2 separate regions of the Homo sapiens genome follow, and region 1 is linked to region 2. A link is a loop called in an ENCODE intact Hi-C map of the cell type or tissue named here. Cell type or tissue: endothelial cell of umbilical vein. All regions are shown on one strand. Links, peaks and the distances in the headings refer to the core of each region. The heading gives the core; the rest is flanking DNA.

What was found. A loop is a pair of places that touch in the nucleus more often than their neighbours do. Peaks named below come from ENCODE experiments on the same cell type or tissue, not always from the same donor. Only the 100,000 strongest peaks of a DNase experiment are listed, where the experiment ranks them.
Region 1: a loop joins it to region 2, with 2.5 times the contacts of the local background. A loop is called at or near these places in 1 of 110 quality-filtered maps.

The regions. Positions count from the first base shown.
Region 1 is chr10:17,572,369-17,588,703 of GRCh38, reverse strand. It overlaps the pseudogene PRPF38AP2. Among named protein-coding and RNA genes, the nearest start is that of HACD1, 37 kb to the left of the region's middle. In endothelial cell of umbilical vein, for the core only: no CTCF peak of the experiment used is centred there; a DNase peak (open chromatin) is centred at 9,883.
Region 2 is chr10:17,466,691-17,483,025 of GRCh38, reverse strand. It overlaps LOC105376437 (a long non-coding RNA gene), which reads left to right and starts at 10,039. Exons shown (of 3, transcript XR_930714.1): 1 at 10,039-10,113; 2 at 10,491-10,626; 3 at 11,160-11,387. RefSeq lists a silencer at 8,142-8,436. In endothelial cell of umbilical vein, for the core only: no CTCF peak of the experiment used is centred there; a DNase peak (open chromatin) is centred at 7,135.

The DNA.
Region 1 (16,335 bases), core at 8,837-11,336, 100 kb before region 2:
TTTCAAAGGTGCTATTTCTTTTATTACATTACGTTGTAATGTTTCCTCTGCAGCTGACTGTTTCGTTGAGCAATATGGATTAAGTTACTAGTTCTCAAAAGATCTAACATTCATTCTGCTCTTACTCTATGTGATCAGTTTCATCTTGGATTTTTATATGGAAGAAATTGTCAGGGAGTCTTTACCTTTGGTTACATAGTATGAGAATTTCACATATTTATTTTATTAGATGCCTATCTTGCAAAAAATATTTTAAATCATATTTCTAAAATGTGCATTAATTCAACTAGTACTGCCTTCAAGTGGCTGTAATACTTTTTCTTCTTATGTTGTGGAATATCTTGAAGTAGGAATTGTGATTCACTTTAATAAAAAATGCATTAAACTATTTGGTGACCCTTTAACATATGCAAAGTACACCTAAACTTTAAATTTCGTTTATCTTCTATATTCGACCAATTCTAAACGTTATTTGTTTGGAAAATGAAGTGCTAAACAGTAGTTGATTTTAAAAGGAAAAAATATTTGAAATTCCTTTACACTTGTGTTGACAGAAAAGAGTCAAACTCTGTAAAATATTTGAAGAGATTTATTCTGAGCCAAATATAAGTGACCATGGCCCATGACACAGCCCTTAGGAGGTCCTGAGAACATGTGTCTAAGGTGGTCGGGGTTCAGGTTGGTTTTATACATTTTTAGGGAGGCATGAGACATCAGTCAGATACATTTAAGAAATACATTGGTTTGGTCCAGAAAGGCAGGACAATTTTGGGGGTGGGGGTTCCAGCTTATAGGTAGATTTTAAAATGTTCTGGTTGACAATTGGTTGAGTTTATCCAAAAACCTGGGCTCAACAGAAAGGAATGTCTGGGTTGCGATAAGAGGTTGTGGAGACTCAGGAGTTCGAGACCAGCCTGGCCAACATGGTGACGTAGCAGGACAAGCTGCAGACAAAACCCCTCAGACACCGAGTTAAAGAAGGAAGGGCTTTATTCAGCCAGGAGCTTCAGCAAGACTCACGTCTCCAAAAACCGAGCTCCCCGAATGAGCAATTCCTGTCCCTTTTAAGGGCTTACAACTCTTAAGCGGGTCTGCCTGAGAGGGTTGTGATGGATTGAGCAAGCAGGGGGTATGTGACTGGGGGCTGCATGCCCCAGTAGTCAGAATGGAACAGAACAGGACAGGGATTTTCACAATGCTTTTCTATACAATGTCTGGAATCTCTAGATAACATAACCGGTTAGGTAAGGGGTCGATCTTTAACCAGGCCCAGGGTATGTTGCCAGGCTGTCTGCCTGTGGATTTCATTTCTGCCTTTTAGTTTTACTTCTTTCTTTGGAGGCAGAAATTGGGCATAAGACAATATGAGGGGTGGTCTCCTCCCTTAGTGAAACCCCATCTCTACTAAAAATGCAAAAATTATCCGGGTGTGCTGGCACACCCCTGTCATCCCAACTGTTCAGGAGGCTGAGGTGGGAGAATTGCTTGAACCCAGGAGACGGAAGTTGCAGTGAGCTGAGAACGTGCCACTGCACTCCAGCCTGGGCGAGAGTGAGAGCCCATCTCAGAAAAAAAAAAAAAAAAAAAAGAAGTTGTGGAGACCAAATTTCTATCCTGCACACGAAGCCACCAGGCAGCAGGCTTCAGAGAGAATAGTTGTAAAATGTTTTAGACTTAAAGTCTGTGCTGATTTTAATGCTGGAGATGTATAATCAGGCATGTCTGACTCCCACTTCCTGTCATGGCCTGAACCAGTCTCTCAGGTTACATTTTAAAAGAGCCCTAGCTGAGGAGGAAGTCCATTCAGATGATTGGGTGTTGCAGGGGGACGGGGCTTTTATTTTTGGTTTCCACCGTTTTCTGTGACTGCATCTTCTTTTGACCTTCCCCATAAATGACCATAACTTTCAATAGCCAAGTCAGGGTTTGTATCAGACAGAACTTTGGAATACAGTCCTGCAGACTTGGGCATTTGAAACACAGATCAAGAAATTTTGATGCTAGCAACTTTCAATTATATTTGGTGACAATTCCTTCATATTCTGATTGTTTTTTGATTTTCATAGCTTTATAGCTTGCTATATTATACAATATGCAAGTTTTAAAAAATATTTTTCAAAATGTTAATTCGACATGAATATAGCAACATCCTTGATAGTTTTAGCTTTTTAAAAAAGCATGCCAGAAAGGTAAGAAAGTCATTTTCACCAAGAGTTTTTGTTGCTTGACATCTATAGATTTTCAGAAGCATTATTTTCTCATCTTTATATTTTTAAGCATCTAATTATTATGCTGCAATGTCATAGTTTCTAGTGATATATTGCAAATGATCTAAACTTTGCAATAATCCCTTTTCCTCTTCACAAATATGTATCTCATGCCCACTGTGTGTCAGGCCCTGTTGTAGGGAATTAACATCTTCCTCTTATCTTACCTCTCTCTCCCCTACACAGTAAACCTTTAGCAAAATTACTGGGTTAGATTGGTTAGTAAATCATATTGCAAAATAATTATCTGTGCTTTAACAAATACAGTGTGTTGATAATCTGATGGGATGGGTTCTTTGTTACTCATATGTGTATAAGCATATTAGGGCACCACTAAATCGACAGAATTCTGGACTAAAACTACTTCATAACAAAATCAGTTATAGTTGATGAGACCAATACAATAAATCATTAAGAGATCCTTGAAGGAAAAAAAATAACTGTAAAAGGCAACATTTAAAATATTTTTCATATGCATATGGGACGTATAGAGGTATTTACCTTTCACATACATTTAGATTTGGATTACACATATAATTGATAGAATAAAAAATAAGCAATGCAGTTTTGTAATTTCTAGTATGAAGGCATTGAATAGAACTTAAAATTCAATTTGTTTATAGTTTTAGTCTAAATTTACAAAATATTTAAATAGACATAGGTCTCTCCTTTAGATATGAAGCTTAAAGATATATTCTAAACATTTTAGATTTTTTTTGTGTTCCTGTTATAGCTTTTAAAATATTTTGGTCATTTTTTATTTTGAAATAATTTCAAAGTTACAGGAAATTTGTTAAGAATAGAAGGAAAAGCACCTCTAAACCCTTCACTTGAATTCCCCACTTGTTCATATTTTGCCCCGTTTGCTATAGTTTTCTCTCTCTCTGTTCATAATATGTCCTGAACCATTTGAGAATAAGTTGAAACATTAACCCCTAATTTCTTCAGTGCATATTTCCTAAGAACAAGGACATCGTGCTACCTTGCCACTGTACCATAACCTAAATCAGGAAATCAACACTGATACTGTTATTAGAAGAACTTCAGCCAAATTAAATTTAAAGGAGGTTAATTGAGCAATCAACGATTCGTGAATCGGGCAGCCCCCAGAATCAGCAGATTCAGACAGACTCCAGGGATGCCCTGTGGTCAGAACAAATTTATAGACAAAAAAAGGGAAGTGGCATACAGAAATTGGCAGTGAGGTACAGAAATAGCTGGACTGGTTACATATTGGCATTTGTCTTACTTGAACACAGTCTGAACACTTAGCAGTCTGTGAGTGGTTGAAGTACGTCGTCTGGGATTGGCCAAGACTCAGCTGTTGTTACAGGTGCGTACTCCTAGTTAGGTTATCAATCTTGTCCGCCTATTGAGCTAGGTTACAGTTCGTCCACAAGGACTCAAATATAGAAGTACAGAGTGCTTCTCAGGCCATATTTAGTTTAAGAATCCAATACCTTTATCTAATTGGTAGACCTTATTCCAGTCTCATTGACATGTATGTATGCATGCACATGTATATTCTGGGTCAAGATCCAATCCAGGGTCAGCAATTACATTTAGTTATCATCTCTTTTAGTCTAGAGTGGTTCCTTAGTTTTTCTTCACCTTTCGTGACTTGGACATTTTCCACAGTACAGGATCGTTGTTTTATAGACAGTCCCTCCATTTGAGTTTGTTTGGTCCCTCCGTTTGAGTTCATTTGATGTTTCCTAATGATTAGATTTAATTATGTACCTTTGGGCAGGAATATTAAATTGTTCCATTTTCTGGTGATGTTAACTTTCATGTCTCAGGGTCTTTGTTTCTTAATGTTTTGGTTGCACATGGGTATTTTAATAATAGAAGGAGTTCTAATTTATAGGAGTTTGTGAAACAAGACATTGGGATTTATTTATTTATTTATTTATTTATGTATTTATTTATTTATTTATGGAGACAGAGTTTCGCTCTTGCTGCCCAGGCTGGAGTGCAATAGCATGATCTCAGCTCACTGCAACCTCTGCCTCCCGGGTTGAAGTGATTCTCCTGCCTCAGCCTCCCAAGTAGCTGGGATTACAGGCATACGCCTCCATGCCCGGCTAATTTTTGTATTTTTAGTAGAGACGGGGTTTCACCATGTTGGCCAGGCTGGTCTCGAACTCCTGACTGACCTCAAGTGATCTACCCACTTCGGCCTCCCAAAGTGCTAGGATTACAGGCATGAGCCACCACACCCTGCCTGGATTTTAAAAACCAGATTAATATGGCTGTGATCTCATACATGAAGACTGATGTCTTTTTAAGCGCATAAAAAGCACTAAATTATTTATGCATATGCAATTTCCAGGCATATTATGAACTCAACCTTCACATCGACGTTTGCGCCTCTAGATTATACCCTAGAAAATTCTGGGTATTAATTAATATACTTTCATTTTGCTCAAAAGTTCTTAACTGCAGCATTCTGTTCCGCATTACTTTATACTCTTACCATCTTCTCCTGCTTTGCTAAAATTATATATAATGCAAAACTGAGATTGCTGTAAAAATACATTTTGTTTCTTGATTAATGATCGTGCCTTACATATTTAAATTCAATTTGTACAATTCGAAAATTAACAATTTTTCTTAAATTCAGTTAACATTTTGTGGTTTAACTTTGAGGATAATGACTGTAGAAAAACGGTTTTCAGATCAAATCATTTATTAATCATCTGAGGACCTCAGAATTCTTTCTTTAGAGATTTTGCATCAGCAGCTGTGGGGCTAAGAAACCTGAATTTTTTAGCAAGGTGCTAGGCAGTTATGGTGCAAGCAGCTTAGTTGTCCCACCAGCCTTTAAGAAACACTGCAATAGAGAAAGGCTGGGTGCGGTGGCTCAACCTATAATCCCAGCACTTTGGGAGGCCGAGGCGGGTGGATCACTTGAGGTCAGGAGTTTGAGACCAGCCTGGCCAACAAGGTGAAACCCTGTCTCTACTAAAAATATAAAAATTAGCCAAACGTGGTGGTGGATGCCTGTAATCCCAGCTACTTGGGAGGCTGAGGCAGGAGAATCACTTGAACCCAGGAGGCGAAGGTTGCAGTGAGCCAAAATCACATCACTGTACTCCAGCCTGGGCAAGAGCGAAACTCTGTCTCAGGGTGGGGAGAAAAAAAAGAAATATCAAGAAGGGGTGGGGAGGTGGGGAATGACTTCTAGCAAATGCCATATTCAGTGTACTCAATAGAACCGAAAGAAAAAAAAATCAGCATTCCTACAGTCATGTCTATTGTTTCTTATCAAAATGAACAGTGTAGTTTTAAGTTTATAAAAATGAAAAATGATATCTGCATAGTCCATAGTCTGACAGATATTTTTAGCAAATATTTTATAACCATACAATTTATCTGACCATTCACTTAAGTAGTGTGGCTGGGAAGAAAAAACAATCGTAAAATCCAATTAGGTATTTTTGTTGTATTGAATTTGATGACATGATATAAACTAGATACAACTAGAAAGTAGGTTAAAATATTTTTGGGCCAGGTGTGGTGGCTCACGCCTGTAATCCCAGCACTTTGGGAGGCTGAGGTGGGTGGATGACTTAAGTCCAGGAGTTGGAGGCCAGCCTGGGCAACATGACGAAACTGTCTGTACAAAAAATACAAAAATTAACCAGGCATGGTGTCACATGCCTGTACTTCCAGCTACTTGGGAAGCTGAGGTGTGGGATTGTTTGAGCCTAGGAGGCTGAGGCTGCAGTGAGCTATAATCACGCTTCTGCACTCCAGCCTGGGCAACAGAGTGAGACCTTGTGTCAAAAAAAAAAAAAAAAAAAAGAAAAAAAAATTTTTTTGTAGTAGTGTTGTTACTTAAATAGAACTTCTAGTGTCTTTTTTTTTAATAAGCCCTCCCACAAACAGACACACACACACACACACACACACACACACACACACACACACCCCTTCTTAGGGAGGAATATATTCAAGATTGTGGGAAATGCATATGCTTCTGTTTTTGAGAAATATGCAAGACACAAAATAATTTGTCTGAATGATTTTTAATCTAATCATAAGTTGACTAAAATAGGTTTGTGGCTAAATTAATGTGTTCAGAAGCTGATTTTATTGAGTTAAACTTTCGCTGAACTTTATTAAAACCCTTGCAACAGAAATTAATCTTAAGAAATGAGGAAATGGAAAGGTTAATTTACATTAAGTGTACTCAAGAAGAAAAACTGAATTTAGAACAGTTGTTAGCCTGGAGTCTGTAGATTTTCGTGCATCAAACATTCATTTTTTCAAAGTTACAACTTTATTCGTAACTTGTATGCATAAACATTTGCTCCAAAATCTGGTATTACTTTTTTGTTTCAATTCCAAAATCAACATATATGAGAAATTTCATATAGAAACAATTTATAGCATTAAAAATGTATTACCCACTACAATGTGGCCTGGGTGACAGCGAGACTCTGTCTTCAAAAAAAAAAAAAAAAAAAAAGAAAAGAAAAGAAAAAGAAAAAAAAGAAAAAGTATTACATCTTGTGAGAATTGAAATTTCAGAAAGTTCAAAATACATTTTTTTGAAGTAGAGTTGATACTGTCTGTTTGTAAGTTGTATGAAATAACAATGACAAGTAGCAAAAGTTAGGTGTGAGCATAGCTAGTAAAAAGGTTTTTTAGAAAGTATTATTTTGTGAAAATGTTGGTTATTTTACAAGTTGTATGTTTATAGTTATGACGCATTTTTGCCCCTGGAAAATTCCAAATTATTTAATATGTTTATGGAGATATTATTTGCTTTATTTGTTTTTGAAAAAGCATTTAAAAATATTTCTGTGAATTAACTTTAGATGCTTGTAAACTTTGGAAACATTCAGTTTTCTTACTTAAAAGTATATTTTTAGTTGGATAAACATTAACAGAGGCAAAGAAACCTTTACCACATATATTTTAATGTTTTAGGAATTAAGGCTGAGCTGTTTTAGTACCAATTATAATCTTGTAGTAAATGAAATGGGTTAGTTTAAAGCTATCAGTATTTTCTTAGGGGTAAAGATGGACTTATTAAGTATTTTTTTTTTGGCAAATACTAACAAAATAAAAGTTAGACACAATACCTTAGGGTATAATTGTTATTAGATTCTCATGACAGGTCTTCACAGATTCTCAGTCACAGTAGTGGAATGGTGACATGTGTCATGGTTAAGAGCCAAGGCTTTGGAGTGAAACTTGCCTTAGATTTGGGAAAAAGTACTTAACTTCTAACAAATGCCATATTTAGTGTACCCAATAGAACTGAAAGAAAAAGTACTTAACTTTCTTAAGCCTCAAAGTCCTTATCTGTAAAATGGAATAAGCAGTTGTCTGAGGAGCAAATGATGTAATATCTATAAATTTGTAGCACAGAGGTGGGCCCATATAAGTACCCAATAAATGTTAGTTGTTACTAATGACATTGCTGCTTTTCATGGTTTTATAACAGTCATAGCAGGTGAAATTTCTGAAGTCCTACCTCACTTGTTTCTTGGACGGAATCACTTACGGAGAATAGTTTTGGTAAAATTTTCTTTTCCCGTAGTTTTTTCTGCTTTTACTAGTTTGAAAGATTGCCAGCGTTTAGCTGTTTTCCTTATCTTGAATTAGAAGTAGAAGGCTACAGTTTATTCAGTAGTAGCATAGTAAAGAGGAGTTTCCTGTAGCTCGGTCTCCTTTAGGATATATACAGTATCCTGCTGGTCATGGTTTTTGACAGTGACTATTTCAAATGAGGCAGACACTGGTGAGATATTTTCCAGCCAGCCTGACCCCCTGGCAGTGCTGTTAGGGCAGGCAGAGTGGGGTTTTGCTCTCCTGACATGCCCCAGGGAAGATGGGGGGCGGTGCGGCTACTATCTTCACAACAGAAGATCGTTTAGAGAATTCCATTGAGTCAGCATATTATTAATTTTTATGTATAGGTTTTTTTACATTTATGTAGGGATGCTTATATTTAATCTTAAAAGGTAGTCCTATACAGTTGTATCAGAAACCATAAGAGATCTTTCACTCTCTCAAACCACTTTTTTTTTTTTTTTTTTTTGAGACGGAGTCTCGCTCTGTCGCCCAGGCTGGAGTGCAGTGGCGCGATCTCGGCTCACTGCAAGCTCCACCTCCCGGGTTCACGCCATTCTCCTGCCTCAGCCTCCCGCGTAGTTGGGACTACAGGCGCTCGCCACCACTCCCGGCTAATTTTTTGTATTTTTTAGTAGAGACGGGGTTTCACTGTGTTAGCCAGGATGGTGTCGATCTCCTGACCTTGTGATCCGCCCGCCTCAGCCTCCCAAAGTGCTGTGATTACAGGCGTGAGCCACCGTGCCCGGCCCCAGACCACTTTTATTAACTCAGGTATTATGAAAGGAATCACTGAAGAATATGAAAGCTCAAATAAGATTAAAAAATGCTTTAATACTGTTGAAGTCTTTCAGTTCAAGAGCAGGCAATAGAATGTATAGAATGTTTATCTTATGACCAGATACAACCTCCCAAGGAAAACTGGATCCCACAGGGCAGCTGGTCTCCACAGTTCCTGCCGGGACTACAGTTGCTGGAAGTCATTCAATCACTTTTCTTTTTTTTAAGGGAATTAAGTACAGGTAAAGGAACTCTTCTAGCAAAGATCTTAATAATCTCTTGATTATCAATGTCCATGGAGGCTTTTTAGTCCTTCCTTTGCTTCTGCATTCTTGACCCCTGGCTTCTTTCATGTACTCTCTCCTAATTTGCCTGTCTTTCTGAACGGGTCATTCCAGTTTTCAATAGGTGACTTCTACTTCTTCCTGTCACCAGTGTGGGTGTTGCCTATGGTTCTGTTGTGTGGATTTCTGATACATATATATATAAACATTCTGGAGAGTCTTATTGACAGATTCCACAATTACTTAAACATTGTCAATTCTGGCCTAGATTGCTATGTTAAACTCTAGTCCCTATCTCCAACTTTATGGGCTTTTTATTTTTTAGCTATACCATAGCTGTCTCAAATTAAACTTGTTAAACTGAATGCATCATTTTCATTACTACCACAATCTTCTAATTCTCTGCCCCTCTTAAAGCCATCTCTTCCTGCTGTATTTTCTGACTTTGTGAATGGCACTATTGTCTAGCAATTTAGGTCAAAACCATGACTAGTATTAGATACTTTCCTCTCCATCAAATCTTTTTCAATCCTGTTACCCTACTGCTACTGACTAGGCCTGGATAATGTCAATGCTTATGTGATAAAGGCTGGATACCTTAACCTGGATTTCAAGCTTGTGGGCAAGAACAAATGAAACTATGAAACCATGGGCTGTATAAAGGGTATTAAGTGCCACTCTCTGTTGAACTGTTTGATGAAACTGGCTTTGATGACCCAGAAGAAGCCTTAAATTTGAATGCATTCTGTTCTTTCAAAACTGCTGCTAACCAGTTTTCATGTTTATTACCACTTGCTGCTGCTGGAAAAAAGTTAGGAGCTACTATGTTTTACTCATTTGGTCTTTGAATAATAGCAGCAGTACAAATCCCAGGATTCTCAAAGCAGTTCCAACCACAACAAACCAAAAACTAAACTACAGATAAATGGGAAACAGGTGTGTCCGGTTTGATAAAAAGGGAAAGGGTTATCAGGTGGCCACATCCTTTCCTTGTCATTCATATCCCCAACCTCCAGATCCTCTCTACTCTCATAAGTTTGAATACAGTCAACGTTACTTGGGTCAAAAACTAATGTTGATTATGATTAAAAAGAGAAACAAAACTCAGCACTTCCTTCATTAAAAATAAAGGTTGAGAAACTTGATAAGAAAAAAACTAAAATATTCTTTTTTTTTTTTGAGATGGAATCTCGCTCTGTCACCCAGGCTGGAGTACAGTGGCCTGATCTTGGCTCATTGCAACCTCCGCCTCCTGGGTTCAAGTGATTCTCCTGCCTCAGCCTCCAGAGTAGCTAGTACTACAGGCGTCCGCCACCACGCCTGGCTAATTTTTGTATTTTTAGTAGAGACAGCGTTTCACCATATTGGCCAGGCTGGTCTCGAACTCCTGACCTTGTGATCTGCCCACCTCAGCCTCCCAAAGTGCTGGGATTACAGGTGTGAGCCACTGCGCCCGGCCAAAAAACTAAAATATTCTTATATCTACCTTGGGGAGATCTTAATCCTTCCACATAGACATATCCTTATATCCACAGGAGGCCATGTGGACTAAAACCAAACTGAGTCCATTACTCATTCCCTCACCGGCTCTTCTCGTGGCTCTTCTAAGACCTTTCGGGAGACTTTGAGTGGTTCTTGTGTCTGTGACTACAGTGATGACCTGGGGACTTGGAATGGGATCTGTGCTGCCAATCTCGGGACCTGCTGCGGTGAAGTCTTGGACTCTTGCTCCCATGCCTTTCTCGATGCAGGGAGGGACTTCTCCTTTTGGGAGATCGATTCCACCTTCTGGGAGACCGACTCCTACTCCTTCTGTAGCGCAGTGTGGGAGAGCAACGGGACTTGTCCAAGTCTCCGTAGCTTCTCCGGCGGTGATCAGTTGATGGCACTCTCCAACTTCTCATCCTCCTCTTCTTCCTCTTCACTGGACTCCACATCATCCATGTCCTCTTCCAGAGCACTAACTCAAGGCTCCAGTTGCTCAGCTTCCTCTAATACATAGCGTTTCTGTAGCCGGGGCAGAATGATATCATACTCTCTTACTGTGCAATAGTTCATCAACAAACTCATCAACATGCATCAATTCAAACTCCTCATTTCGGTTCTGGCTCTTGATTTTTCAATAGTCATTGTAGGAAGACTCCAAGTACTTGTAGCAATCAATTGCAATGCCTGTTAGCCTCACGTAAAATGCCCCCAACATGCGGACATACTTGAAATCTTCATTTTTGATAAACTCTACAATGATATCCTTCTCGGGTTGAATTTGAAGCATCTTCAAGGTTTAACACAGAAAGGGTGTTGGTTTTATGTTGCCACCATAGAGGCCACCCACAAACCTTAACTCCATGGCTTTATCGACTGCAAGTTCAGCCGTAAGTCCAAAGCACTCCTCTTTCCAGAACTTGGACTCATAGATTCGCGTTCAAAGATCTTCTCCACCAGATATTGAGGGTTAGTGCCGTGGATGCTGTGTGCATCCTTCACCGTACGGTTAGCCATTTTAGAATCTTTTGTGTATAGTATTAACTGAAGAATATAAAAATTTTATAGCTTTCTCAAATGAAGAGTTCCTTAATCAGATATGATGAAATAATTTCGTTCAGAAATGCTTCATTAATCTGCCATTGTTAGGAATAAGATGATTTTTCAAAAAATTTAAGCTCATTATCCTAAGTCCCTTTTTAAAAAAATGAGATGTAAGTCTCTTTCATCCTCATTGGTATGCAAAATACGGATTATAAATTATCTTCTATCATTTCTAATCTGAAAAAAACAGATGACCAAGTTGCTTAGAATTGATTGAAGTCAAACGGTTCAGCTGTTGTGGTTTTGGATGAGGCAAGTTCACTGGTTTTAATGGGAACATTAAACCTCTACAGGCTGTTCAGAAAGGACAGAATTCAAACAATACAGAATAACACAGGGTAAAACAGTGTCAGTACCTCTTCAGTTATTCCCTTTGCCCAATACTTAGGGCATTAATAAAACTTTGGCGTCCTTTTAAATCTTTATAAAACACTCATTCATTCTTTCCCTTTACACACACACACACGCAGAGGGATAAATACAGGGAAATAATCTATAAATATTTTGTGACTTTACTATTTTGCTTGAACAGCTTCTTGGAGATTTGTGTGCATATGTACGTATATGTACATGCGTTTTCATAATATATACTTCTCTATTGATGGACATTTTGTTTATAATTTATAACTATATAGGTACATAAAACAACCATGTCACAATAAAATGGGGATCACAGTAACGTCAAGATTTGATTTTGATCTATTCATTGAAATTTACTTTGTACAGGCCATGTATTCTTTATCTCATTTGAAAATAACAATGAAATGAGGCATACACTACTGTCATAAACATTTCACCAAGCAAGAATCAGTATCACCAAGGAAGAATCAGGTTAAGTAACAGGCCCAAGTATGTTGTATCTTTGTGCGGTTGAATGCACATATGAGAGATTCCTAAGTGTAAAATTGATAGATTAAGGGGAACACACATTTTAGATTCTGGTAGATGCTGCTAGTTGTACTCCTCCCACAAAAACTACATCAGTTTAATTCCAGCAGCCAGGTATGAGAGCACATTTCCCCATATTCTCACACTAAATAGTGTAAATCTTTTTATTTTTTCCCAATTTGTATTTACTTGATTATTAAAATTGAACCTATTTTCATGTGCTTATTGGTATTATTTGTATTTTTCATTTTTTATTATACTTTAAGTTCTGGGGTATATGTGCAGAATGTGCAGGTTTGTTACATAGGTACACACGTGCCATGGTGGTTTGCTGCACCCATCAACCTGTCATCTACATTAGTTATTTCTCCTAACGCTATCCCTCCCCTAGCCCCCCATCCTGCGATAGGCCTCAGTGTGTGCTGTTGCCCTCCCTGTGTCGATTTCATTGTTCAACTCCCACTTATGAGTGAGAACATGCAGTGTTTGGTTTTCTGTTCCTGTATTAGTTAGCTGAGAATGATGGTTTCCAGCTTCATCCATGTCCCTGCAAAGGACATGAACTCATCCTTTTTGTGGCTGCATAGTATTCCATGGTGTATATGTGCCACATTTTCTTTATCCAGCCTATCATTGATGGGCATTTGGGTTGGTTCCAAGTCTTTGCTATTGTGAATAGTGCTACAATAAACATACTTGTGTATGTGTCTTTATGGTAGAATGATTTCTAATCCTTTGGGTATATAGCCAGTAATAGGATTGCTGGGTCAAATGGTATTTCTGGCTCTAGATCCTTGAGGAATTGCCACACTGTCTTCCACAATGGTTGAACTAATTTACACTCCCACCAACAGTGTAAAAACGTTCCCATTTCCACATCCTCTCCAGCATCTGTTGTTTCCTGACTTTTTAATGATCACCATCTAACTGGTGTGAGATGGTATCTCATTGTGGTTTTGGTTTGCATTTCTCTAATGATCAGTGATGATGAGCTTTTTTTCATATGTTTGTTGGCTGCATAAATGTCTTCTTTTGAGAAGTGTCTGTTCATATCCTTTGCCCACTTTTTGATGGGGTTGTTTGTTTTTTTCTTGTAAATTTGTTTAAGTTCCTTGTAGATTCTGGATATTAGCCCTTTCTCAGATGGATAGATTACAAACATTTTCTCCCATTCTGTAGGTTACCTGTTTACTCTGATGATAGTTTGTTTTGTGGTGCAGAAGCTTCTTAGTTTAATTAGATCCCATTTGTCAATTTTGGCTTTTGTTGCCATTGCTTTATGTTTTAGTCGTGAGGTCTTTGCTTATGCCTATGTCCTGAATGGTATTGCCTAGGTGTTCTTCTAGGGTTTTTATGGTTTCAGGTCTTACTATTTGTATTTTTCCTGTGAATTGCTCTTCCATGTTGTTTGCACAGTATTCTCTTGGATGATGAGTCTTTTTTTAATGATTTGTAAGTGCATAGATAAGTTATGTACGTGCATTTTTTGCCATGTATGTTTCTTTCCATCAGGTGCATGTGTTTGGCTTTGTTTATGATGGCTTTTGTCTTATAGGACATTCAAATTTTTGTGTACAAAATTCTATCTTTCCCCTGATTTTATGTTTTGCTTAGAAGACCTAGGCACCTCCAAATCTTAAGTACACTCTCTTCTATTTTCTTCTTTTATGGCTTGACTAACTTTCTTTTCATTGGAAATTTTGATCGTTCATGGCATAGGATAGAAATCTAATTGTATTTTTGCCTGCATTGATTTCAGAGTATGCCAGCAGCATTTATTAAATAGACCTTTCTTTCTTCCACCAAAATGAAATGCTGCCTACGGTATATATCAGGAGCTCTTTTCATTTCAAGGTTGCTTGGATATACAATCACTATTATAAGACCAGAGAAAGGAGTCTCTGGTCTGTCACACATGCAGGGATTTGTGTGCTTTCAGTCCCACTCTTTTCTTTTCTTTTTTCTTTTTGTCTCTGTATTAGTCCATTCTCATACTGCTATAAAGAAATACCCATGATTGGGTAGTTTATAAAGGAAAGAAATTTCATTGACTCACAGTTCTGTATGGCTGGGGAGGCCTCAGGAAACTTACAATCATGGCGGAAGGGGAAGGGGAAACAGGTAGCTTCTTCACAAGGTGGCAAGAGAGAGACAGCAGTGAAACCCTGTTTCTACTAAAAATATAAAAATTAGCTGGGTGTGGTGGCACACACCTGTACTCCTAGCTAATTGGGAGGCTGAGACAGGAGAATCACTGGAACCCAGGAGGCGGAGGTTGCAGTGAGACAAGATCACACCACTGTACTCCAGCCTAGGTGATACAGTGAGACTCCGTCTCAATAAAAAAAAAGAAAGATTAACTTTTAAGGGCTCATGCGATTACACTGGGCCTTCCTGGATGATCCACGATAATATTCCTGTCTTAAAGTCAACTGATTAGTAACCTTAATTACTCCTGCAGTGTCCCTTTTGGCCTGTAATGTCACATGTTCACAGATGTGACACTAGGTGAGAGTCATGGGGACCAACATTTTGCCAACCACAATAGGTATATACAGATATTAAAAATATTTTGAATTGGATCCTTAAAATATGTACCTTTTACCACACAATTGCATGTAAATAAGAAGTAAAAATTAGTATATGGATATTTACTTGAAGTAGAACTGATCTGACTAAGGGTCAGGTAATGAGTGATGGGGGTGGGTAGTTTGAGCTGTGACTGAAAAGGCAATTAAGATAGTGACATGGAATCAGGGCAGAAAGGCAATTTGGCAAAGAAACAGTCTGAGAAAAGTCACAAGTCAGCTGGGTGCTCTGGCTTACGCTTGTAATCACAGCACTTTGGGAGGCCGAAGCGGGTAGATCACTTCAGGTCAGGAGTTCAAGACCAGCCTGGCCAACATGGTGAAACCCCATCTTTACTAAAACTACAAAAAAAAAAAAAAATAGCCAGGTGTGGTAGCACGCACCTATAATCACACCTACTTGGGAGGCTGAGGCATGAGAATTGCTTGAACCTGAAAGGCAGAGGTTGCAGTGAGCTGAGATAGTGCCACTGCACTCCAGCCTAGGTGACAGAGCGAGACTCCATCTCAACAAACAAACAAACAAACAAAAAGCCACAGGTAAGAAGATACAGAATGTACAAGGAGGAACGAGGAATTCAGCTGGAATCAAGCAAAAGCATGTGTAAGAGCAGGAAAAATTAAGAATGGAGAGATGGATTTGGATCAGGTTATCTGGCATTTCCCATCAGTCATAGATTGGAGTTGAGTGGCTAGAGGCAGGGAAATATTAGAAGACTGTTGCAGGAGGTCAGGCAACAAATAAAGTGGGCCTGAAAAAGCGCTGTGCTGTCAGGAGTCAAGGCGTAGTGATGGTTGTAATAAAGACTGTAGAAATTGAAATGAAAGTGACTTTCCAAAATGAAAGGTGGCATTCTGGCTTGTAGTAGAGACTTCTAGTTGTCCCCCAAATCAGTTCTCCATTTTTCTAGTAATCGAACCCTTCAGTTTTAACTTGGCACTGAGACTAAAGATATTTTTCAGTCTCTCTCCTAGTGAGGCATGGCTGTATGAGTAAGTTCTAGTCAACAGAATGTGAGTGGAAGTGACACGCAGCTTCCAGTAAGCATGCCCTTAGTGGGATATGGATGTCAAGCCAGCGATCCATCTTAGGACATGATGGATCTTGACACTCCCTAAGAATAATGGAGCAATTAAAATAAAGGAACATGGATATTTACCACCATGGAGCAGCTCCAGGGCTGCTGAATACAGCCGTGCAGTTGTGAGCACCATTCCTATAGACCACAGTGTGAATGGGACTCCGTAGAGTTGTGCAGTACACATCCTGCACAACCATACACAGTAGCCCAGAATCACCTGTGCAGGTAGGATAGATTGCAGGAGTAAGTCTTGGGAAGCTTACACCTGGGC
Region 2 (16,335 bases), core at 6,019-8,518:
GACCCCTATTTTCTAAACCTAAAAAGTTCATCTAGGTGTTTTTTTTTCCAATGAATATCCCATTTTCTACAAAAATATGTAAGCAGATGCCTCCACTCTCTTAGAATGCAAAGCTTAGCTATCATTCTTTCCTAAATAACTAAGAATTTTATTTTTTTACATATGGATCTTGTATTTATTAACAGTTTACTGCTTGCGAGGAACTATGCTAGATACTTTTCAGATATTTTTATACATTTTCTGTTCTTGCAACTATGCAATATGGATATTATTGCCTCCATTTTATAGATGAGAAAATTGAGGCTTCAAGTATTTTGGATGTGAGGGGGATCTGGCTGTGGCATCTGTCACTCCCTTGATGGCCAGGGTTGATGTGGCTGATCTGGCTGGCTAGGTGGGTGTCCCCTTCCTCACTCACTGCCCCATGTGCATCCCTCCTGAAGCTGTGTGCTAGGTTGAAGAGGAAGACCAACCCCGATAGAGGAGGACAGGTCTTTGGTTAAGGGTACATGAGTAGCTGCATTCCCCTGCTAGAACCTGCAAACAGGCTATCAAGAATTGTAGTATTTTGCTTGAAGTCATATAGCTAGTAAGTTGGTGAATGAATTTGAATCAGATCTAACTTCCAAGTCTGGGCATTTGTCATGAGACTGCCTCGCCTCCCATAATTTAGCTTGCCCCCTCCCTCCCTTCTGCCTTCCCTTCCTCTCTTCCTCTCCCCTCTGCTCCCTCTTTGCTTCCTTTCTTCCTTCTTTAAACAAATATTCACTGTAAATGTGGCAGTGTTCTAGGTGCTGAGGATACAGCACAGAATAAACCAAGTCCCTGCCCTCATGAAGTTTATATTTGAGTTAGTGAAACCAACTTTGCAAAGATTATGACAGTGAGAGGAATCTAGTGTGGCTGACTCCGTCTTGCTTCTAGCCTCACAGGCCAGCTGTCCTCACTCAATTCTGGGCAGAGGCCAAACTAACCATGGGAGGAATTTAGTTTATAGTTTAACTTGGAAGGAAGGATGATAACAGACCCTCCCTAAAACTGATCCCCTCCTTGTTCAGGGACTGAAACTGCCTTTGTAAGGCTAATAAAAGGCCACAAGATTAAGATTACAAGAGGGCCTGAAATCTGCTAAAATGCGGGTGTAGTTTCTATGATCCTTTACTGCTCAGGCGTCATGTGGCCAGAGGTCACAAGAATCGTGACTTCCCCAGGTGCACCCATAGACAACATCACTATTGTAGAACCTAACATTTGTCTTTTGAGATGTTTTTCAGACTTTTGCATTCTGGCAACTGACTGACCCCACCTGGATTTGTGATTCATGACTCAAATGGGTCTGTGGCCCCTACTCAGAGATGGACTTAGTGCAGGAGGACTGTTTTCCACACCCCTATAGTTTCACCCACAACCAATCAGCAGTACCCATTCCCTGGCCCCTATCCACCAAATTATCCATAAAATCCCTAGCCCCTTAGTTCTCAGGGAGACTGATTTGAGTAATAACTCCAGTCCTTCCACTTGGAGACCTTGGGTTAATTAAACTCTTTCTCTACTGCAATACCACAGGTTAAGTGAAGTGGTTTTTCCTGTACATCAGTCAGGAAGAACTCACTGGGCAATTATATTAGGACTGAATGTAGAGACAGACAGTAAACAAATAAGCAAATGTGTATGTTTGTGTGTCAGATGGTGGTAAGTGTTGAAGCTCCCACCATCGTTCCTCCACCCACCAAAAAGGGCAACAAGATATGAGGAATAGGGGTGCTGGGCAGGAGGTTTGCTGCTTTATACAGGGCATGCATATATGCAGCACAAGACCCACACATTTACTATTTATTACAATTGAAAATCTCTCCATCAGCCTCTTTCCCACGTAAATCTTTACTAAAGTGAAAAATAATTTGTCATTTATGTCATTCTTTTTTCTGTATGCTCTAAATGCTTTTAATGAATATATAGCAATATTGCATGCTCTTCTGTTGAATGTTTCTCAGCTCTCATCAACACAGCTTGTTGGTAAGACAAAGCTGAGTTTACTGCTTACCACGCTCTGGGAGAATGCTCCCTTGGCAGAGTTTCTACAGGGTTTCAGGGAGAAAGGCAAGGTCAGATTTTATTGAGAATCGGAAGTTTGGTTTAAGGTGGGGCTTTCAAAGCAAGAGTTTGACTAAGATTGGGTCAGGATCATGTTTACCAATTTAGAGTTAGTGGAAGTAGCATGGCAAAGAATTTGAGGCAAGGGGTTCAAGAGTCTGACAGAATTGTAAACCAACAGTTGATGCTTCCCAGTGAAAAGCTGACAGATCTTTTGGGAACTTCCAGTAACGAACAATCAAGTCATTTCCGAGGGCAAGAGTACCCTGGAAGAGTCAAGTTATGCCAATCAAGTTATACTAATAAAGCTACAAAGACATCATAGTAAAGTCATGTTAATGTAAACTCTTTGAATATATAAATAGATGGCATGCATAGTAAAAGTGGAATAAAGCTTCATGCAATTCCTATAAACCATAACATAGATACGTTTTTAAATTCTTGATAAGTTGGTTTTGAGAACTGTATGAAATGTCATGATCAGAGATGACTCCAGTGTCAAATTTGTTTTCTCTATTTTCTGTTCTGAAACTTCCGAGGTGTTTTGACATCCATTGTTTTTGTCATCTGGATCCACAGTCTAAAATAGGACAAAAATTTTGTTTCTGACCCATTTTAAATCTGTACCGATAGATTATATGAACACATATTATTCTATTTGCTTAAACTGGCTGTGATACAAATAGGGATGATTCTAGGCCAAAATATTTGTTCTTTGCAACTTTGCAATTTGGCATTTGATTACCAGGTCTTCACTCCACTTTTTTCACTTTTCACACCTGGGCCCCAATTTTCCACAGTGCTTCATATAGACGTGCTTCTTTTATGATGGTGGCAGTGGTTAGAAAGAGGTGAGGAGGTGGAATGGAAAAGTCTTAGCTGGCAAGTTCCCCAAAATACTTTTTCAAACTCTCTGGCCAATTTGGAGAAGTGATCATCATTCATGGGTGGCAGACGGGGCCATTCATCCTCTTTGATGCATTTCAGTTTCAGCACAGCTGTCAGGCCAAGGAAGTTATAAATCTTCCTACATGTTAACATTCACATTTAATTAATACTGATAGGCAAAAGTGTCCCTAGAGGGAGATAATGCGATAGAGAGAAGGAAATTTGAGAAGCAGATAATAAAGGTAGTGTATGATAGTGTTATATCTGGATCAATCCAGTTTGATTACTAACAATATCACCTTCCGTTGATATTTGCTTTTTTTTTTTTTTTTTTAAGAAGTGGCTCTTCTGTCATTTGGATTTGGAGTTTTCTAATGCTTACTTTAAAAGATTAGATATCTCTCCCTTTTTTCTTTGGAAAAGGTAGGAGAACAAACTCAGACCCTTCCAATTTCTCATGCAAGATTTTAGAACTTTTATACCCATTCCTGACATCCATCAGTTTAATGGAAGCCCCAGACAGTTTCTTTTGGGCATCAGGGTATGACAATGTCCGGAGGCTATGATTTCTAAATGGTCCTTGGGCTCAGCCAAAGTCAAGTTGACTCAGCAGCCATGAGTTATGCAGACATTAATAGTCCTTTCACAATTTCACCCTGCATTTTTTACATGCTAAAAAGCAGCCTAGAGGATGACCTTCCCTTAGGTGCCTAAGGCAATCCCTATTTAGATAATGAACAACCATGCAAAGTTGGGGGAAAAAAAACAAAAACCACAGCATACCCAGAACAGTCCTATTTGGTTGTGTTCAATGTGTGATATGCTTCTGAGATGGGTGATGGGAGAGGAAGCCTCATTTAACCTCTCTTCTTACATGCATACTCTTAACCTTCAATCTACGGCCGATAGGGTGGCCTCCTAGGGAATTTCCAAATATTACCCTTCCCCAGGTCATGTTTTTCACCAGAGATGATCTCAGGGATTGTCTGAGTACCTTGTAGCCACCTACAGAGCGTGGAAAAGTGGTCAGGTAGTCCAGCAACGTTGCATCTGGATGAATTTACTTTCTTCTCCAGGCTCTAGTGAAGGTAACTTCCCTTCCTTCCAGATTAAAAGTCTGACTATTAATGCAACAATATTGCCAATTGTTAAGACTTCTTTTTATATTTATTTACTTCTAGAGATGGGGGGCAGGGGTCTCACTATGTTGCTCAGGTTGATCTTGAACTCCTAGGCTCAAGTGATCCTCCCATCTTGGCCTCTCAAAGTGCTGGGATTACAGGTGTGCATAACTCCACCCAGCCAAAGCCTCGTAAACAATTCCTGTATCTGATTTTTGGCTTTTCGTTAGGATGGTGAGCCAGGATGGGTTGCTGGCTTTCTTTTCCCAAATCAACCCTGGAGAATCTAGTAGTAAGACAGAAGCTTGGAGCTGAGAAACTAACATAAATATGGCATGAACATCCTGGGGAATGTGAACAGTGGGGTGAACTCCTGTGTGTGGATGGTGGGTGAAATGGGGGCCAGGCTGGAGCGACAGAGACAGCTTGAGGAGAAGGATCTCACAGGCACAGTGAGAGCACAGCTTGAAAAAAGCTTTAATGTTCTGCTGTTTCTTCTTTCTTCCAAGGTCTTGGGTTAATGGTTGCTACACTCTTCACTGCAGGAATCAGCCATTATAGCCTGGGTCTTCAGGTTAATATCAGAGCAGAACAAAAGCCTTCCAAGAATGAAGAGTTTATAACAGTATACGAAAAATGACTAGCCACACTCTGGCACTTTCTTCACCTCTGTCTCTCTAGGGCAAGTAGGTTGTAACTGAGGGAGACTATCTACTCAAAATGCCTATTCTTTTGAGGAGTTTAAAGATGAATTCTTGACTGGAACAGGTGCTCACCAAGCATGAAGCATGATGAATACATTAAATAAATAAACAGCAACAAAAACTCCCTCGCCTAGATGCCATAGTCACATTTCAGAACATCAAAGACAAAGAGAATTATAAGTTTCTGGAGATAAACAGCAGACCATCTACAGAGAAACAAAAATCAAACTTTTCAATAGCAATGCTGGTTACAAGAAAACAATGGCTTAGCATTTTAAAACAAAGAGAAATGAACTTTGAGCCAAGATTTTTATATCTAGCCATATGGCATTTAAACATGAGGGTATACATAAAAATTTAAGTACTTTCTCCAAGTGTGTGTTGTTTGTTCAACAGCAGTTCAGGATTAATGCGGCAATTTCATGGTATGGGGGCCTATTCTCCTACTATTATGTTGTTGTGTCATCCTGAGGTGCTGGCCTCATCTGTATGATCCACTATTGTTACTCTGGATACCACCATTATATCTGCATTTCAGCCACCAGAAACAAGGAACTGGAAGACATACCCATTTCTGATATGGGTGATGGGAAAGGAAGCTTCATTTAACCTCTCTTCTTACATGCATACTCTCTACCTCCAGAAGCAATCTACGGGATTCCTGATAGGGTGGCCCTTTTTAAAGTTACAAGCAAAAGATGATCACATCAACTTCTACTCATATCCCATTGACCAGAACTTAATTACGAGGTCATATCTAGCTGCAAGAGAGGATGGTAAAGGCAGTCTTAATTCTGGATGGATATAACTCTAGTTAAAATTCAGAGTTTCTGTAACAAAGTGAAAAAGTGAAAAAAGGAGATATTTTTCCTACCACTATATACCCCAAAACAAAAAAGTTCACTTTATAGTAGAGGAAAAGACAAGAATGTATGTCTCTAACACCGCTACTGCTTAACATAATCCCAGTGAATGCCATAAAAAAAAGAAAAACAAATGGTGTATAAAGCTTGGTCAAGAAAGAGATAGATAACATAATTTACCTAGGAATGGAATCAATAGATGAGCTACTAGAACAATGAAGGGAGTTGATCAAGGTTGCTGCATACATGATCAACATAAAAATCAGTAATTTTTAATGCTTGTATTAACTGTCTAGAAAATATAAGAAAAATAAGGCATGATTTACAATTTCAATAAAAACTAAAGGTATTTAGGAATTAACAAGGAATAAACCTTTTTTGAGAAAAAAATTTTCAACTGAACAAAGGACATAACAATTAATCCAACTAAATACGCTTTCAATGTCTCTGGATGGATGTTAATACCATAAAGTTGTCAATTCTTCTCAAATTAATCTATATAGTCAAGGAAATTTCAATGAAATTCGTGGTTAAATTTACTACAGAATTCATGTGAAAGACTAAAGGTCCACGAATGGTCAATTTGATCTTTACAAAAATGAGAAATGTGGCTGCTCCTGTTCTATCAGATACTAAGACATACTACAAAGCCTCACAGTGCTAGAAACAGTGTGATATTGGTAGACAGGCAGACAGTAAAACAATGGAACAGAACAGACAATTCAGCAACTTAATATATGATGAAGATGGCTCTACAGATTAATATGAAAGCATACATGTTAGCAGATGATGTTGGAAACACTGACTCCCATATAAAGAAAGTTGAAACTGATTCCTATGTACCACCTGCAAAGTTGGACTCCAGATAAAGACTTGGATATGAAAAATATACATATCAGATTTAATAGAAAATATAGCATGAGAATATCCCCTTACATGAGGGATAGGAAAAGGCTTCTTCTATTTTTGCAAAAGATGTATCATAAAGAAACAACTAAGGATTTCCATGCAATGAAAGATGCCACAGACAAGGTTAGAAGTGACAGATATTGAGAAATCATTGGCAAGGCCTAAAGCTGACAAGGAACCGAAACCTAGAAAACACAAGGAACTGGGGATTTCTGCACATCAACCAGAAGAAGGTAGGGACTCTGACAAAACAAAACAAAACAAAACAAAAAATCTAAGAATACAGATAGGTGATTTACAGAAGGGAAAATTCAAATAAAAGTTAACAAACAGAAGAGTTGCTCCAATATATTATTCCTCAGAATTGTAAGTCAACATACAATGAAGTATCATTTCCACACAATAGCCTGGCAAAGGATAGGGATGTGGAATTACAGGCACCCTCATGAATAGGCTGATGGAAGTATAAATTGGTATTGCAGTCTTGAACATCCGGGCAGGAAATCTTTAAACTGAGTATGCATATTTCTAGGATACAGGAATTCTCTTTCTTGGTATTTCTGGAAGGAATTCACACACAGGCCCACGTTGGAACAGGCTTACGGATATTCATCATAGCATTGTTTGTGGGAGTTAGAGGCCATCAGGGTACCTATCTCTGGGATAGAGGATTAGTGTAATGTTCTGTATGTCTGCTGTGGAACACAGGGCAGCCCTTAGAAGCAATGCACTGAATGTCCACACAGCAACATGGCTCATTCTCAAAGACAGAGTGCTGAGTAACAGTTGGAAGAAAGAATGCTACCTGTAGCTCAAGACCATTTACGTAATACAGTAAGAAATGCACACAAGACCAGGCGCGGTGGCTCATGCCTATAATCCCAGCACTTTGGGAGGCCGAGGTGGGAGGATTACCTGAGGTTGAGAGTTCGAGACCAGCCTGGCCAACATAGTGAAACCCCATCTCTACTAACAACACAAAACCTAGCCGGGTGTGGTGGCACACGCCTGTAATCCCAGCTAGTCGGGAGGCTGAGGCAGGAGAATTGCTTAAACCTGGGAGGCAGAGGTTGCAGTGAGCTGAGATTGTGCCACCACACTCCAACCTGGGCACCACCACACTCCAGCCTGGGCAACAGAGCAAAATTCCATCTCAAAAAAAGAAAAAAATAAATGCACACAAACCTAAAATAAACTTCTTGAAAGAATAAACACAGATGAGAGGATATGCATCAGAGGAATTAGAAATTTTGGTGTGGCAGGGAGGTTGGAGGAGTGGGAGTGGGAAAAGAATAACTAGAGAAAGGAGGGAGGAGTCCAGCACAGACCATTACTGAAAGCATTTTCTGTTTGTTTCCCTCCTGAAAACATTAGGATGGGTGAGCTCTTGGAGGGATCCTGGCTCTGAAGGCACCTAGGTGAGAATGGACGTGGGATAGTGTGAGGGCATGGATTTGAGGCTGGTGGACGGGTGAAGGGATGACTTAAAAGGTGATTTGCTACTGATAAGGATCCCAAAGAGGAGAAAATTAGAATCCAGATGAGTACAGCCTTCTTCCTAGCTTTGCCGGCTTTTCCTTGGGAAAGAACATAATATTTACATTGAAAAAAAAAAAAAAAACAAACCAAGTCCAAGTACAAACCACAGGGGGGCACTTTTCCCTCATTAAAATTGAAGAGCCAGCATCTTAGAAAAAGGAGTCCAGAGAACACGGTGGGAAGGCTCCGTCTCACATCACTGGGGAGTTTCTGGCTCCACAATTAATTGCCAACACCTGGGCTAATTTCCCCAGGTGTAATTTGTCTCCACAAGGGGCCAACCTTTAAAGTCTTACAATGCATGAAATATAGCAGAGAAAATACAGTTGAAAGAAAAAAAAATAGCCATTCAAACTTTAAAATCACCTGATTGAAATAAAATTAAATAGCATAATACTGGTGTAATGCTATATTTGTTTCTTCAGATTCCCCAGAAATGCTTTATAAGTCTATACTTTAAAAATATTTAAACTCTTCTCTCTTAAAAACCTTCGTAAATCCTAAAATATTAGTTTTGGAAAGCTCTGATTTATTTCTTCCTAAAGCTGGGATTTTGTTTCTAATTTTGCTCTTGAAAATGATTTCAAATTCACTGACAAATGAAATAAAATAACATAATGAAAATTTTTGGAGTATGGCTGTAACAAAAAGACCAACTTAGTAATATAACAGCTCTATAGAATATCATCTTACATAGAGACTTTAAAATACCGAAGTGTATATTATTTTATTTCTTACGAATAAAGGTAGTTGGGGCAGATGTATTATCCTGAATTCAAAAAAAGACAAGACTTTTAAGTGAAAATTTCAAGGGAAGTATTGGTATTTGCGGTAGACTTTGAAAAATGGGTAGACTTTATATGACGAAAAGGTCATTGAAGGCAGAGGGAACAATTTGAGCAAAAGTTCACGTATTAGTCCTTTTTCACATTGCTATAAAGAACTGCCCAAGACTGGGTAATTTATAAAGGAAAGAAGTTTAATTGACTCACAGTTTCACATGGCTGGGGAGGTCTCAGGAAACTTACGATCTTGGCAGAAGAGGAAGCAGGCACGTCTTACGTGGGGACCCACAAGAGAGCTCAGGAAAAACTACCATTTATAAAACCATCAGATCTCGTGAGAATTCAATCACTATCACAAGAACAGCATGAGGGAAACTGTCCTCGTAATCCAATCACCTTCCACTAGGTCCCTCCCTTTACACAGGAGGATTACAATTCAAGATAAAATCTGGGTGTGGACACAGAGCCAAACTCTATCAGTTGAGAAATGATAAACGTGAAGACATGTTTGGGAAATGGTGTTTCTATTTGTTAGGCTCTAAGACTGGTCATAACAAGAAACACCAATATAATACCTACTAAGCGCTTGGTACTATTCTAAGTGCCTAATATACATATATTAACTCAATCTTTACACAACCCTAACAGAACACTTTTCAAGTGAAGTAACTGACACATAAAAAGTTGATATCTGAGCTCACACAGATGTTGAACCTTGGTGTCCCGGTGCTGATAACAACAAGGGTATAGTTTGTAGTTTGGATATTGACTGTGGAGTTAATGCAGGACAGGTGAGCCGTCAAAGTGGCGCTAAGCCCACGAAGTTTCTTGGCTTCACCCAGGAAAGAAATCAAGGATGAGCCAGTAGAGTTAAGACAGCAATCTTTTAATTGGATGCTACTGCTCCCTATGGAGTAGAGCTAACTCACAAGCAGGGCACCACAATCAGCAACAGCCTGGGCTGTTGGCCACTGTATTCATACTCACGTGAGCCCACTTTCAGTTACATGCAAATTGAGGGGGAGTTACTTTGAACTTTTAGGAAATGAGGCAGTAACTTCCAGGTTGTTACCATGGAAAGGAGAAGTAATTTCCTGGGTTGTTGCCATGGCATTTGTAAACTGTCATGGCGCTGGGGGGAGTGTCTTGTGCTAATAAGCAATGAAGATAGCTGGTGATCACTTTCCTCATCTTCTGCTGGTTCCTGCTGGTTGGTTTCTTTCCTTTCTTTTTTTTTTTTTTTTTTTGCCTTTTCTTTTTTTGAGACAGGGTCCCACTCTGTTGCCCAGGCTGGACTACGGTGGCATGATCATAGCTCACTGCAGCCTTGATCTCCCAGGCTCTAGCAATCCTCCCACCTCAGTTTCCTGAGTAGTTGAGACCACAGGCACAAATCAACATGCCCAGCTAATTTTTGTAGAGACAGGGTCTTGCTATGTTGCCCAGGCTGGTCTTGAACTCCTGGGTTCAAGCCATCCTCCTGCTTCAGCCTCCCAAAGTGCTGAGGTTACAGGTGTGATCCCAGCCTAGTTTCTTCACTTCATCCTCTTGAGACTGGGAAATAAGTCCTACCCATCTCCTACTCAGTTTCATCTCAACTGCCTTGCAATGGAGAGAAACTGCAAATTTGTTCTTGGAACAGCAGCATGGCATGAGACCTACGTGTGACAACTCTGAAGAAAAATATTTTGGAAGTGCCATATAGGATCGATCAGGTTAGGAAGTAAGTGAAGTCAAGGGACCAGTTTCGATGCTAGAAGAGGGGAAGGTGGTGACAGAGAAAATATATTGAAGAGGTGAAAAGAGGGGGAGAAATTAAAGATAAAGATAAATCTAGGAAATCTAACCTGCGAGGCTTGACAGTGGCTCAATAGCATCATCATAGGAAATAGGCCAAGAGGAAGGTTTAGTTTGGGCAGGAGGAGCAGATAAGAACTTAAGTGAGGTGCTGGTGGGAAATCACAGTGGCGAGATATCCAGGAAGCTTCCAGAAACAGGAGTGTTTTCTGTTCATTAGAGAGGACAAAGCTGGAGGTCAAATTTAGGAGTCATCCAGTTAAGGAACAAGGAAGCCAATCCGTGCATGCGAAGTGTTCCCTGAGAATCACAGCAGAGGGACAGAACTCACAACTGGACCACAGAGAAAAGCATTTTAGCCTACATTTTTCAAAGGTTTTTGACTTTCTTCCACCCGCTAAATCCAGAGCCATATAACATACCCACGCCACTAACAAAGCCTTTAACTGATTATTACAGGACTCCACATCAGTTTAGGACAAGGCGGCTTCACCAGAGCCTCTGGAAAGGCCACTCTCAGATGCTGAGGCTGAAAATCTCTTGCTTCTGTGTTAAGAATGATTCTCTTTCTGCCTTCTACCACTTGCTCCTATGCTGTGAGTGGGTGTGGTGGGTGCACTTCTTATAGCTGTGGATCTTGATCAATAAGCTATTATTTTATGTTTTATTTATTTATTTTTTTGTACAGATGGGGTCTCGCTATGTATTCCAGGCTGGTTTTAAACTCCTGGCCTCAAATGATCCTTCCACCTTGGGTTCCCAAAGTGCTGGGATTACAGGCACGAGCTACTGTGCCTGGCCCCAGCTATTATTGTACACTTTCTGCTTTTTCTGTTCCTGAAAGAATACTGCAGATGAGGACATCACTGGAGAACTTGCCTCCTTTCCCCAATAAAAATGGAATTTAGTCTGGCTTGCCAGGGTTTCAGAAGCAGAAAATGTTATGGTCTGTGTGTTTATCATGCTGGTGAATTCCATAGATCTGCCATTTTCAAATTCAAGAAGCCTCCGAAATTAAAAAAAAACTCAAGATACTGTCTGGGCCAAGTGAAAACTTTCTCTTCACCCTCTGAAGGTTCACTGGAAATCACTGAAAAGAAGCAGATTAACGAGAAAAAGCATACACATTTATTTGATCTTAATTTTTTTTTTTTTTTTTTTTTGTGAGACAGAGTCTTGCTCTGTTGCCCAGGCTGGAGTGTAGTGGTATGATCTCGGCTCACTGCAAGCTCCGCCTCCCGAGTTCATGCCATTCTCTTGCCTCAGCCTCCCGAGTAGCTGGGACTACAGGTGCCCGCCCCCATGCCCGGCTAATTTTTTGTATTTTTAGTAGACACGGGGTTTCACCATGTTAGCCAGGATGGTCTCGATCTCCTGACTTCATGATCTGCCCGCATCAGCTTCCCAAAGTGCTGGGATTACAGGCGTGAGCCACCGCACCCGGCCTTGATCTTAGTTTTATGTGATGTGAATGCCTTTAGGTGAAGACCCAAAGATACAAAGGTAATTGTCAATTTTTTACTTAGGTGCAACAGAATATGAACAGCCATGTAGAAATAGGCTTGGACAAAAGGGTCTGATCTAATGTTAATGGACTGAGTGGGGAAACCCAGCAAGGACTTTCTATCTAGATTCTTCTTGGCCTCTCTGTGCAGCAATTTTTCCATCTGGGAATGGGGCACAACCCTCTCTGGAATGAGGGTCTTATGACCTATAGTCAATGTATTTGTCTGTTTTCCTGCTGCTGATAAAGACATACCCGAGACCAGGAAGAAAAATGGGTTTAATGGACTTACAGTTCTGCATGCCTGGGGAGGCCTCACAATCATGGTGAAGGCAAGGAGGAGCAAGTCACATCTTACATGGATGGCAGCAGGCAAAGAGAGAGAGCCAAGCAAAAAGGGGTTTCTCCTTATAAAAGCATCAGATCTCGTGAGACTTACTCACAACCATGAGAACAGTATGGGAGAAAGCACCCCCATGATTCAATTATCTCCCACCGGCTCCCTCCTACAACACGAAGGAATTATGGGAGTTACAATTCAAGATGAGATTTGGGTGGGGACACAGCCAACCGTATCAGTCAAACAAGGTAGATCAAATAATTTCCTTATGGCTTGTGGGTTATTTGTTTTGTTTCGTTTGAGACAGGGTTTTCCTCTGGCACCCAGGCTACGTACAGTAGCGCGATTACAGTTCACTGCAGCCTCAAATTCCTGGACCCAAGCAATTCTCTGGCCTTAGCCTCCTGAGTAGCTGGGATTACAAACTTGTACCACCATACCCATCTAATTTTTTAATTTTTTGTAGAGTCTGGGTCCCAGGCAGGTCTCAAACTCCTGGACTCAAGTGCTCCTCCCACCTTGGCACCCCAAAATGCTGGGATTGTTCAAGAGCCACCACATCCAGCCCTTATGGCTGGTTTTTACATGGAAACTTTGGGATGGGGGAGTTAGAATGATATTTTTAGGTTTTTTAGCTGGTTTGGGGGAAAAACATTTCTGGTTCTATGACCTGCCTTGGGGAAGAAAGATTCTAGTTTCCATGGCTAGCCTTGGGAGAGAATGGGATGAGAGACGGAGGGCAGGAAAAAGAAAAAAAATTTTTGCTTCTGAGACCTTCATTTTGAGGTATTATTTTCTGAGTCCCAACAATACTATGAAATTTATTTACATTTATGAGACATCATCATAATGCATATTTTGCCAATGAACTCCTAATCTGTGTCTTTAATATGTTATGGATCCATTCATTCTGCAAATGTTTTCTATCACCTACTTAAGTAACAGTGTGGTTCAAAGTGCTGGGGATACAGTGTGAAAAAGACAGTCAACATTCCTGTCCACTAAGAGTGTTGACTACCAAACAGGAAAACTGTGAGTTTGAATGTATTTCCTTAAATGAAAAGAACAATTAAAAAGAAAATAAGAAAAAAAAGGTAAATTTAAATTTCTTAAATATAGAGACAAGTAAAAATCAATTTAAAAAGCTTAATTGGTCATTCCTTTAAAAAAAGTATGGGAGAACTGTTACTTTTATGTGGGGCTCAAAATAAGTCATATTATTTCAATATCAGTATTGAAACATTATAAATTCTGAATATGTGTTTTATGTAAAAACGAATGGATGAGAAAAAGGCATGAGGAATTTTCCTTCCCTCGGGTGTCGATTAAAGTGCTGTTTGTTTCAGAGAGAAGGAATCTTCCTCTCCTAGGCTGGATAATATTCATCTGTTCAGCTCTGCTTAAACCTGATGACCAGCTCTATAAAAAGGCACATTCTTAAAATGGCAACTCATCTTTAGTCTGTAATTTTAGATTTGGCAATCTTTTGTATTAAATTTTTATTATCTAGCTGTCCTTTCTTCTAATTAAATCTCTAAACATTTTGTGTGTGTGTGTGGTGACACTGGTCTATTCCTGTATCTCTATCCTATTATATCATTGACACATGCCTATAATTTATACTTACTTAACAAAACTCCTAAGTAAAAGTTGTTTCATTTTAAAGGCATTTTCTCTGAAAACATGAGTCCCAGTAATACGACTGATATTATTGCACTTATTTAAACTATTTTCCAGAACAGATTTAAAATAACTAGGACAACATCAGTAATTCTAAGGTGGAATGAAATCAGTAGCAGCAATAACATGCCATAGTTCTCAGAAGAAAGGAAAAATATCTTCTTCCAATTCAGTGGCAACATGAGGTCATATTTGTTGGGCACCTGTGGAGACAGTAGAGATTCCTGGGTTCACAGCTGCTAATAACTTGCTTTGGGACCTGGAAAAAGAATCATTTCTCTTCCCACGGGTTGGCTTTCACAGCTGGAATAGAAAGGGTAATTAGACTGTTGTCTGGATAAGGCAGGAAAGAAAATTGGAGCCGTGCTCTCCTTAGCCCAATAATCTAAACACAAAATATGATATTGGCTCAAATGATTTGAAAAACTCCTCCAAATTTTTATTTTGTGTGTATGTTGGAGACTTGATTGAACAGACAAAGTGGTCGTCAAAGAAAAATTGTCAAAGCAAAACAAATAAAAATGCCTGTGAGGGGATAAAACAGTGAAAATAATTGGCCGAGAGAAGTTCCAAGTTAGTAAGTTTCTCAGAGAAAGCGAGAAGAGAACGCCAAGTTGTCTTGGCTCTGTAATATTAGTTATAATATAAATTTGACTAAATTTCTATAAGATGTTAAATATCACTGAAACGTCTTAATGGAGTTAATGAGGTGATAAGATAGGGTACAAAAATGCCAGCTAGGTCACACATGAAAAGTTCATCATCAAAGTAGGCAAAATATAATTATATTCATTCTCTAGCCTAGGTAATCAATTCATTAGAATCAGGTGCCTCTGAACACAGGTGCAAAATCGGAATCATTCAAATATGCAAAACATAATTAAAGGAACATTTTCCAAGGGAAAATTAATTATGCTGGGTAAACATACGGTTATCTCACAACTTAAAAATGAAATTACCACTTAGAGCTCGTGTAGAGTCTGGGAGAATAAGAATTCTGAATTATAACCTAAGCAATTTGGAACAGCGAGGTGATCAGCATCCTTGGGATGGAGCCATCCTAAGTAATTCAGCGAATGTAAGAGTGTAAGAAAATGCTCTCCAAAGGCCAGGCACGGTGGCTCACGCTTGTAATCCCAGCTCTTTGGGAGGCCGAAGCGGGTGGATCACGAGGTCAGGAGATCAAGACCATCCCGGCTAACATGGTGAAACCCCATCTCTACTAAAAAATTAGCTGGGCGTGGTGGCGGGCGACTGTAGTGCCAGCTATTCGGGAGGCTGAGGCAGGAGAATCACTTGAACCTGGGAGGCGGAGGTTGCAGTGAGCCGAGATCGTGCCACTGCGCTCCAGCCTGGGTGACAGAGCAAGAGTCCGTCTCAAAAAAAAAAAAAAAAAAAAAAAAAAAAAAATAGCTGTAGCTGTCTCTCCAGATAAAAATAAAATTAAAAAAAAAAAAAAGAAAATGCTCTCTGGAAGCATGGTGAGTAGGAATATGTGAAATGCTAAACAGAGGTCTTCTCATCGAAAATTCTTCTGAGGGATTATCATTTCCATGGCCAAATATGAAGGAACGGAAGTGACAACGTCTAAAAGGAAGAGATCTGAAATGAGGCATTTTATTCATCAAGGATTTTCTTAATTATCAGAATATTTTGGCTTTAAATAACAGTTCCTGTGCTATTCATGTGACTCTAGATCAAAAATGCCTCCAGATCTTAATTTCTCACCTCCTACTCTTGTAGGGTACAGAAGAAGAGAGATCTAATTTCTGTGCAATTTCCTAATCACAACAGTACTATTTCTTAATCCCCAAATGACAACCTTTGGTATTCCATTTGGACATCCAATTTTCCATATTTAGCTTTTGGAACAAATAAGTCTCTTGGATGAGTGTTTGATTTTACTGAATTGTGCTTTTCTGGGCTCTCAGGCTTGCTTTTTAAAAACTTTGATAGTGATCCAAGAAACCTATTTTACCTGTGGAAAGCAATGGTGAAATGTACTGGGCTTTGAATAATTTATAGTATCTTTTTCGGAAAAAAAGTAAACATTTTATAGTAAATAAAATATATATTTAGAAGAACAACAAAAATATGAGATAGGTCCCTGG